Linked DNA regions of Homo sapiens: region 2 is linked to region 1. A link is a loop called in an ENCODE intact Hi-C map of the cell type or tissue named here. Cell type or tissue: heart right ventricle. All regions are shown on one strand. Each heading gives the region's core, and the rest is flanking DNA. Links, peaks and the distances in the headings are about the cores only.

Region 1 (5,387 bases), core at 127-5,126:
GGCTGTACAGGAAGCACAGTGCCACCATCTGCTTGACTTCTGGTGAGAGCCTCAGGCTGCTTCCATTCATGGCAGAAGATAAAGGGTAGCTGGCATGTATAAAGATCACACGGAGACAGAGGAAGCAAGAGAGAGAAGGGGGAGGTTTCAGGCTCTTTTTAATAACCAGTCTTGGAGGAACTAATGGAGCAAGAACCTATTCACTATGGCAAGAATTGTACCAAGCCATACGTGAGGGATCTGCACACATGACTCAAACCCCTCCTATAGTTCCCACCTCCAACATTGGGGACCAGATTTCAACATGATGTTTGGAGGGGACAAATATCCAAGCCTGTAGCACCAACTCTGTTACCCCAGGTCAGTCACTAAACCTCTCTAAGCCTTCATAGACATAAGAAGAGAATAGTAGTACCTACCTGAGAGAACTATAAAGTATAAAATTTCATCAAAGATCAAATGAGATAAAGTGCTTTTGTTAAATGGGAAGAAGATGCTATATTAATGCAACATTGTATTACTGTTGTTTGTTGTTGTTTTGTTGGCTTTTATGTTGTTTAACTTATTAGCTGTGGATTCTGGTATATCAACTATAACTATTAGAAAACCTGTTTTGTAGCAGACAATGTATCTCTAGGATTTAGTTTTAAATTTAGCATCACCTTTTCCCTGTTGAGATGAATAACTGCTGTGTTATCTGTAATAGACCTTAGAATGCTTTAGCCTTATGTGGATTCCTAGGTGTTTAATATTGCCATATTTAAGATGCAATAAAATTAAAAGAACCACTTAAGTTTGGAGATGGGATTTCCACAAGGCATGAAGCAAATGTCCAAAATGAACAAAAGTCTTTTGGTTATGGTTTAGTTCAAAATTTGACACCTGCCCCCTTTACAATAATTTTATAATGCTGAATATTTTTGCACCCAGGACACCAGAATTTTTATTGTTATTGAACAAAATATCAGTGAAATACTATATTCTATTCTTTTTCTACAGTGCCTCCAAAGCCATTACACCTGCAGAATTCACCTTCGTCCAATATACACCAAACCCCCAGGCATAAAGCTTTACCTAGTGCAAAACCAAGGATGGAGGAAATTAAACCTGCCTCTGCTTCTTGTGTCTCAAAAGAAAAACCCAGTAAGGTATCAGATCTCATCAGTCGCTTTGAAGGAGGCAGGTAAGAGCTAATTTACAATGGGAGAAGGCAGGAGAAGAAGAAAGCTGATTTTCGAAAAAATGATAGTCATAGATACATTCTAAATAAAAAGCATAATATCTTATTCCATTAGGTTTGGTAGGCCTTCAGAAAGGGTGAATTTTTAAAACGAATGACTTAATCTTACCCTAATATGAACTGTCATTTACTATGTATTAGCTAGGTACAGTACTGTAGGCCACCAGCTTTTTCATGAAATTGTGTGCTTTGGTATCTGTGTGCTTTCTCTCGTTTCCTCTGTATCTCTGTGTGTCATTCTCTATGTGTTACTCCTTGTGGGTCATTCTGTGGGACGCTCAATATCTGGGTTGGAAAGTCTGAGCGGATGCCTCTGTCTCTTCGTTTCTCACTTTGTATGTTTGTGAATGTGACCCCTGTGGGCTTGTCTCCTCCCTGGGGCCCTCTCTTCTTTCCATCCCATTTTATTTAATGTGGGTCTTCTATACCCATTCAGTCCCGGTTTCCCCTCTCCATATACTCCATCATATGCTAGGTTTTGCAAAGAGATATTATTACCAATGACAAAATGTATGCTAAATTTCAGTTTTGTATTTATTAAATATAATTTATATTCTTTAGTCCCAATGTTTGGAAAAAACAAAGGTAGGTGAAATATTATATTTCTCATTTAAAGATAAACAGAACCCACATAAGTTGCTTTTCTCCTTATAAAACTCTCAATTGTTTATTTTTTCTTAGTCTTTTGATAAAAAGAAATTTTGTCACTGACTTAAATATAATTTTAAGCAATTTTATCAGTAGAATTTTGTTACCTGTCACCAAAAGTCTATGTACAACTAAACAGAATGTGTATAACTTCAATTTCATCCTTGAAACCAAATATTTTCATTCATTTCAGTGTAATATTTGGGACTTGTTAACCATTAGGGTGATTTTATTATTTATTTGTCGGATTTACTGTTACTTATGTAATGAAATCATAGCTTGGAAATAGTTTGATTATCTTCTGGGAATTGTGAACAAGCACAAAACCTGCAGTGTCCCTCATTTTTTAAATGGGTCTAACAGATGTTGGTTCCTCCTATCAATTTCCTGTGACAACTCAGAGGCCCCGTCTATTTTACAAAGTTACAAGTTCTGGAGAGAAGCCTGTCTTCAATTTTCATTCCTGATACATTGTAGGAACTTTGGTCATAAATATTTCAACTTCAGCCTCTCTTCCTCTGAAGTAGGATTTATAGGACCTTTGCTATCTTGAATTACAGTGATATTTACTTAGAATGGTTTAATTCCATTTAAAACTTTTTTTTTGCTGCTCAGGGTAAATTGACTTGATAACAACAGAGTGACCCCTCATGTTTGCAAATTCCAGGGGCCATGCCTAGTGACTGCATAATAGGAGGGGCTGGAGCCCTGATCCCTGTCATAAGGCATGTCAGAGCCTGCATCCCTAGATTTCAGGGATAACTCTCTGAAGCCTGGAAAGGGTCAGTATTCCAAAGGCTGCGTCCTCTCATCCTCTCCATTTTGGTTAACCCACTGCATTGTTTTAGATTCCTCTACATGAGAACTGTTTGTACTTTTTCCACTTAATGTTTTTTTAATCATTCAAGCTTCATAAATTCAATCCTGTTTTGATGCAAAGGTTGAAGGTTTAATTCATCTAAGGAAAAATGTGCTATAATTTATGATTTTTTTTTAAGCAAGTTTGTTCCGAGTGCAAATTGGGTATAGTGTGTTTTGGCAGGTCTGGTGAAGAAATATTATTTGTGGTAGAGTCCACTGCCGATACAAAAAACAATGTTATGTTCTCAGTGAGGTATTACCACTACAGACTGGCCACTAAAGTGTTTGTGTGGGTTAATACTGCATTGGATCTATAGGACTTAAGTAGGAGATTTGTATTTACTGTTGAGTGATATCCTTGCCATTGCAAGGGTCGTTTTCATTTTTAACCTTCCTTATGAGAGCTTAGACTAGCTTTGTAAAATAGAGGGAGGCTCTGAGTTGTCACAGGAAATTGATAGGAAGAACCAACATCTGTTAGAGTGGAGTCTGGTCAGAATGGTCATATCATACTGTTGTTAAGACCTTACCCGGCTGGGTACGGTGGCTCATGCCTATAATCCCAGCACTTTGGGAGGCCACATTGGTTGGATTGTCTGAGCTCAGGAGTTCGAGATCAGCCTGGGTAATGTGGCAGAACCGTATCTCTACAAAAAATACAAAAATTAGCCAGGTATGGTGGTGCACGCCTGTGGTCCCAGCTACTTGGGAGGCTGATGTGAAAGGATTGCTTGAGCCCCAGGAGGTCAAGGCTGCAGTGAGCCGAGATTGTGCCACTGCACTCCAGCCTGGGCGACGGAGTGGGACCCTGCCTTAAAAAAAAAAAAACATCGTAGCACTAGTTTGTTAAGATGACAGATTTGGAGCAAGTAGATTTTCTTTAATTTTTACTGTGGTTTCCTTCTTTCTCCTATTCCTCCTTCTTTCTCTCTTTCAGGTTAAGAGAGAGTACTCTTTTTAACCTAGGAACCACTTTAAGATTTTAGAAATAAGAATATGTTTCTACAGACCTGAACATTAGTGGTTTTTTTTTTTTTTTTTTTTTTTTGAGACAGAGTTTTGCTCTTGTTGCCCAGGCTGGAGGGCAATGGCACGATCTCAGCTCACCATGACCTCCGCCTCCCAGGTTCAAGCAATTTTCCTGCCTCAGCCTCCTGAATAGCTGGGATTACAAGGCATGCACCACCACGCCTGGCTAATTTTGTATTTTTAGTAGAGACGGGGTTTCTCCATGTTGAGGCTGGGCTCGAACTCCTGACCTCAGGTGATCTGCCCGCCTTGGCCTCCCAAAGTGCTGGGATTACCGGCGTGAGCTACCGTGCCCGGCCGGAACATTGGTTTTTCCCATGGACACTCCAAGGTCAACTGTTTTCTCCTTATGGTTTGGCATCCACAAAGCAGCAGGAATCTTCCAAGTACTGGTTCAACTACTGCTTTTACTAACTCCTTACCCACGTTATCCTTCCCCGTCTCCTCTCCCTCCCTACTCATACCCTTGATATCACTTACTATGGGACATTTGCAGCTCTCATTCAAAGCCATCCTTTAGATAAGACCTGAACATGCTTAAATTTGTTTCAGAGGATCTGTTGAGGATCTTTCCACCAGGGAATCCAGAGACTGATGTGGGCAGGAGAAGGAGGACAGTTTGATTCAAATCTCTAAAGACTACTTGGGAAATTATCCAGGCCAAAGTTGTCCTCCTCAAGGGGGCAAATCTCAACTGAAGAGTGTGTAACATTTATTTGTATTGCCCACCTCCAATTTTTATATATATGACATTTTCCCCTACTCAATTTATCCTTTCTTTCCTCTGGTGTTGGACTTTACCTGTATCTTTTTTCCTCCCTCATCACTTTCTTGCTGTTTACTTTTATTCCCTGTTTCATTCTCCAGTCCAGATCAGCAGTGATTGGGAAGGGTGGGTTGGGAGCAAAGGTGACACATCTCAGCATTGTCCTTGGGACCAGGCTGCTTGCTGTTTCCTTCCCCACCTCCCTTTATCCCGTTACCTGCACAGGGGAAGATAATCAACCCTAGACTTTCTTCCTTCATTTTGCCTACAGCCTATTCATCTGATGCTCATTCTGTCCTTCTGCTCCAGTACATCATAACTTGGGGTGAAGACCATGGGATTTAGAGTTGGATTCATGGTTTGACCTCTGGCTTTTCTGCTTGTTACATTGTGACATTGGCCACCTTAATTTCTAAGCCTAGATTTCTCTATGGGATCCCTGTCTTTGGAATTATTGTGAGGATGAAACAAGGTAATTATTGTAAGGGGCTTCTTATAGTTTGTGGTTCTTAGTAAGCACTTAATAAATGTTTCTGGCTGTTATTATTGTCACAATCATCATCATTATCATGGTTATTCAAAGTTCATCAAATATTTATTGAGTACTTCCCCTGTGTCAAGCGCCACGCTAAGAGGTAGGAGTAAAGCAGAGAGGAAGTCTGCAACCTCACCGAGTTTTAGTTGCTTTATTTCTTCTCGTTTAGGTCACAGGAATCTTTCAAAGAGTATAGCCCACAGTTTTGTGCTCCATTCCCCACCCCACTCCCAGAATCCTAGATTAAAATCTGTACAAATGGCCGGGCGCGGTGGCTCATGCCTATAATCCCAGCACTTTGGGAGGCC
Region 2 (5,387 bases), core at 148-5,147, 200 kb before region 1:
GTCCATCAGAGACCAAATGGTAAGTCGTAAAGCACATTGCAGGAGCTTTCGTTAGTCATACGCCTATTAAGTAGTGGTCGCTATTACCAAAGCAACCAGGACGTTTTGTGTTCTTTATATGAGTGCTATTTTCCACAGTGTCATTTATTATGCAACGTGGAGTAAAGAGTTGAAATCTTCACCAAAATAAGGGTTCAGGTTAAAGTACAGAAACAGAAACAAAACGATTCGACATGAAGTTCCCAACCATAGCAGCCTAACCTTCTGCTCTTTTCTACCTGCATGGCCTTGCTGTTCCTAAACATTGTCTTCATTTCACTGGCGTTGTATCTGCCTAGTACCAGTATTAGTGAGACTGTGGATTTTATCAGAGTTCAATGAAAGAAAGCTTACCCCTGCCCTCACTTTGTGTTTTTTATTTTTCCCCCTTTCTCAAGCACCACGTATTTGGACCTGAGAAGTGGCATAGCTGCTAAGTTGACTTTTAATAAAAAACTGTTTGTGCCTGAGGGAAATATATGCCTTTTTAAAAAGTACCTCAGAACATGTTCGTAGATCGTCTCATCGGTTTTGTTTGGTGGGACTGGGAGTTCAGCAGGAAGTATTGTCTGTGTGTGATGACGGGGCAGTATTGCCAGTCGGCAATGTTGTATTTGCATTCTTTATCCCTAACTCTGAATCTAGGACTCCATGAAAAGCCGGGTCACCCACAAAACATTTCTTCCAATACAAAGTGTATTATTACGTCTATTATAAACTAGTTTCATTTCAGTTATTTATCTTCATAGAGTGGGAAAGTCTTTTTCTGAAATACTAATTCTATGAAAATAATAATTTTAGTGAATCTTTGCCAAGAAGTTATAGAAACTTGGAAATAAATTTCTCATTTTCAGCACAAAATTAAGTGATAGTCCCTAAGCAGTAAGAGAGAATACCATGTATTTACACTGTGGCATCATTTAGTATAGTTTACACTGAGCCATATTTATTTATAGGCATTTAAAGTGAATCAGTATGTGTAGTGTTGATAAAAATCAGTATCTGTAAAGATAACATCAGGAATTCAAAAGGAAATTGAAAAGGGGCAGAACTAGTGAGAACCAAAAAGAATGAACTCCAGTAAGACTAATTGAAGACATACTTGGAGAGGAAAAATAAACAGCAGAAATGCACTAAAAAATACTGGCTAATTATTGCAAACAGAGTGAGCAAAGATTAATGCTAACTAGTAAAAGTAGTTAGCAAAGTAAACAGGTAGTTTTTTAAAAGTAAGCACAATTACAATATTGAATAGTATGGAGAAATGCTTTTCTCCTGAGGATTTTCCTTAATCAAAAAATAAGAAGAAGCAATAAATTGTCTTTGGCCTGAGTGCTGAGTGGCATAAATAAAGGAGCTTGGCTTAATCTTTCTGGTCCACACATAATCCATTAGATCCCATTCATATATCCAACTCTGGATTCTAATAAAATAATTTGGAGAACTTTGAGAAAAAGGAAAACTGTTAAATAAGAAAAGACCTATTTAGAAATTATACTTTAGTCTAACGAAGAGGAGGTACAATAGTAGTCTTCAAGAAAAGAATATTTAACAAATGATAGATATCAGCTATAGATATTGTTACTAAGTCTAGAATAAAAAAGGCTTCAGTGTGAAGGATGTATAGTAACTCTAGGAAAGAGATTTTTAACACTGGGAAATTAACGTGGAAATTGATAATCATAAAGAATATTTGTTTTGTAAAAATTGAATATCATTGGTGGTCTAGTAAGTATTAAGTGGCAAGATAGGAGAATGCATTTCAGTTCTGGGAGCTCATAATCCTGTGATTCTTTTATTTTAAGTTTTAAAATACATTAAAATTTTACTGGTTAATCATAAAATATTTTATATTTGAAAATAGGATGGCAATCTTTATTTTTCCAAGATATTTGTTGGAAAAAAATGATCGTTGGTATTATTTTTTCTTTCAGCTATATTCCATGGTATCTTTAAAATTGTTCAGAATATAGGACTTTTACTAAAAAAATTCAATTGTCAGAGTCTAAAAAAACAATGTCCTCAGGAATACTTCAGAAATAGAAGGTATGCAATCCCTTAGTGGGGGGCAAACACATTTCAGATTTCGTCTTTATTTAAAAGGATCTTCAGTCTACAACATTTGCTTTTTTCGTGCTTTGGAAAATATCCTTGTGCAGATAAGTTCTTCTGTTTGAAACAAGCATGAAACATTGGTCCAATAACCTAAGAATGTGGAGATTTCTTGATATTCTGTATTAATTAAAGTTCTCTACATGTCTCAAATGGAGATCACAAAACATGAAAAGGAAGAAATGAAATATCTTTTCTTCTGGGATGAGTGTCAATTTTAATGTATAATTGTCATAATCAATCAGCCAAAAGTTACAATCTGTCCCTCAGAGACATTGGGGGAAGCTGATGGATTTCCAGTAAGGAACTGTGGTGGGTTCAAACTCAGGCTGCCACAAATACATTGATATGGTAGGTAGGAAGTAGGACTAAATTTGAAAGAAACTTATGGGATAAAGTTCACAATTTTAAAAAGGTTGCCCTCCAGTTTTTTTGTTTGTTTATAAACTAGAGTGATTTTTAAGTAACCCTTATATTTAAGGCTGCAAAAAATGTACAAGAGTATGTTTTCAAGTAAAGGGAACATAATTCTTCAAAAAGCTGTTGAACTGGAGTTATGATAGGTTATGACAGAGAGCATGATCAGTGCTGATACTGACAAGTACTTTTTTACCTTAAAATCAACTTCTATGGAACTACAAGATCAATCTAGCTCCCGAGTGACATTTTCCATTGTCTGTAATAATGCCCTCGGATGAGTTGTGTCTAAAATTAAGTTCATCTTTATTTATATGCGAACTTAACTGCCATAGTCCCTAATGTATTGCGTTTGTAACCTGATCGTATTATGTTTACAGCTGAAAGATTTCATCTAGACATGTCTTTCGTCCTTATTATTCAAAGTGTAATTGAAAGAGATATTTAGTATTAAGACATGTTCCCCAATTGAGAATTTTCCAGAATATTCTACTTAAGAAGAAGAAGAGCAATTAACTGCCTTTAGTGTAAGGGCGAGAGTGCATAGAAATATGCAATGTAAAATGTTTGCATGAATTATTTCACATCATGTAAGCTTTCCCATATTCATAAGATGAACACTATAGAAGTCTCATTTCTCTGTGATCTTCTGTCCATTAGGAAAGTAAGGAGATTGTTATCTATATCTAGTCTCCTTTCCATATTGAACTGCATGGCTCTAATCCTCAGTGTATTTTTATCCCTTCTCGAGTTATTTAAAATTTGCCCTATTTAAGCTGAAGCCTGGATAAACTGCTGAGCCAGATTATTCCTGTGATTGGAGTTTAATTGCTGTAGAACACTTGTTGAGAACACATTTTTTACTTTTTTTCTTTCAGAATTATTCCTCAATCATTGTTCTCTAATGAAAACACCGAGAAGTAAATCTGGTGCTTCTTAGTGTAAATATGTTTTTCTTTTTAAAAAGTCATTTTAAAACAAAGATGAGAGAACTATAAAGTAAGGGGAAATATCATTTTATTTAAAAATAATTATTCAATGATAGATAATGGAGATACAGAATGACTCATTGGGTTCATAGGTATGATTTGTGCAGCCAGTCTTAGAGGAAATACATCATTTTAACATTATTCCCACAAAATGTTAAAGCTCAATGGTTTGACTATGAGAGTCAAACAATTACTATTTGAAAATCTCTTATGACATTTTTATAATCTACTCTGTTTTTATTTGCATGATTATGCTTATGTGATGAACCATCCATGATTCTGATATTGTATTTCTTTCCAGTATTAACATGTGTATTGTGTGGCCAACTCTGATTTGTACACCGTATTATTGTTGTAATGATTCAACTGTTCCTACATTTAATTGCAGTTTAATTATTATGCCTTTTGGGGTTAAATGATGTGAAGTGTTTCCACCTACTGATAAATACCATATGAAAACACGACTAAAAGACTGATTTAAGAAACTTGTTATTTTTAAAAATATGAATTTCAAAAGAAATGTTCTCAAAGACACATGCATTTATTTTAAATTCAAAAAATTCTTATGAATTTATTATTGCTTGTACTTTAACTTTTTTTATTGTAGACAATCCTAAGTGAATAATGTCTCATGGGAGAACACATGATATGTGCTTGTATTTGTGTAATCTGATCATGCACTCAATGGTTGGAAAAGGCACTCCAGTGCTAAGAAAATAACCAGAAGCCAATATATCGATTCTTATATCTCGGTTTATGTTACCAACTGAATATGGTGTAATGCATAACTTTTTCCAGTAAATAAACTGGTTATTTTTTGTTCATTTCATTAATGCTGCCTTTTTATCAATTTGAGCAGTTTTTCTGTATGTCATTTTGATGTATACTTACAAAAAGGAAAAGACTATATGAATTCAGATGTGATCTATATGTTTATTCAAAGTAAGAACTTATTTGAACTAAAAACTAAATGCTTTGCTTTAACAACAATTCTATACATTCCTGGTAAGTAATGTGTATCAACTCTGCTCATTTCCTCCAGTTATCACCTCTTCTACTTGTAATCTTTTCTAGAAAGCTATTTTGGCAGGAGGATATACTTGGCTGAATTTGATTAGAAATGTACCAACATGAAGAAAATGCTTGCCCTAAAACAGGAAACATTATTTTGATGAAAGAAGAATGAAGTTTCTATGCATTATTTTGGGAGACAATTCCTCTTTGTTCTTTTTGGAACAGCAGAGTTCCAAAACTTTGAGGGAGGTTAATTTTCTAGCTCCTCCTACAAATACATATTGTAGTAAATCAGCTGCTTTGGGAACCATCCACTTTGATTCGATTTTATTTAAAGGGTGGAGGAGGGGGAGAGGCAGATAGAACATGGTGTTCTAGTGAGTTAAAACGTCTAATGCAATCCTCATTATAGCTAATCAAATTCGTGCAACACGGGCAGCCAACATCCTGGCAAAAGCTGTCTGCTCACCTGTTGCATAAATACAACACTAGAAATAATAATGTAAACTTTTCTACAAATTTCTCCTTTTTCTCTTCCAAAAGCTTTTGTTTTTCTTGGAGGTTGGATCTATAAGTCTATTTGATACTTGACTTTCTCTTACATGATAAAGCTGATAGTCTGCCACATTCAAAAGTGAAAACAGCTGGACGCATCAAGAAAGTCTCTTCTCATCTATACATTTTGCAGGCAACTTGGACAGCCTATATTGCAACCCACAAGGGATGAGAAAGAGAGCAGAATCGATGGGAACTTGTGGAAGGGATTTCCGTCTTCTTCTTCTTCTTCTTCTTCTTCTTCTTCTTCTTCTTCTTCTT

What was found. A loop is a pair of places that touch in the nucleus more often than their neighbours do. Peaks named below come from ENCODE experiments on the same cell type or tissue, not always from the same donor. Only the 100,000 strongest peaks of a DNase experiment are listed, where the experiment ranks them.
Region 2: a loop joins it to region 1, with 5 times the contacts of the local background. A loop is called at or near these places in 1 of 110 quality-filtered maps.

What each region holds. Positions count from the first base shown.
Region 1 is chr12:32,575,267-32,580,653 of GRCh38, forward strand. FGD4 (FYVE, RhoGEF and PH domain containing 4) reads left to right here. Exons shown (of 17, transcript NM_001370298.3): 3 at 1,000-1,183. Among named protein-coding and RNA genes, the nearest start is that of DNM1L, 100 kb to the right of the region's middle. In heart right ventricle, for the core only: no CTCF peak of the experiment used is centred there; no DNase peak of the experiment used is centred there; H3K27ac peaks cover 2,926 bases.
Region 2 is chr12:32,379,248-32,384,634 of GRCh38, forward strand. BICD1 (BICD cargo adaptor 1) reads left to right here. Exons shown (of 10, transcript NM_001714.4): 10 at 1-4,386. Among named protein-coding and RNA genes, the nearest start is that of FGD4, 18 kb to the right of the region's middle. In heart right ventricle, for the core only: no CTCF peak of the experiment used is centred there; no DNase peak of the experiment used is centred there.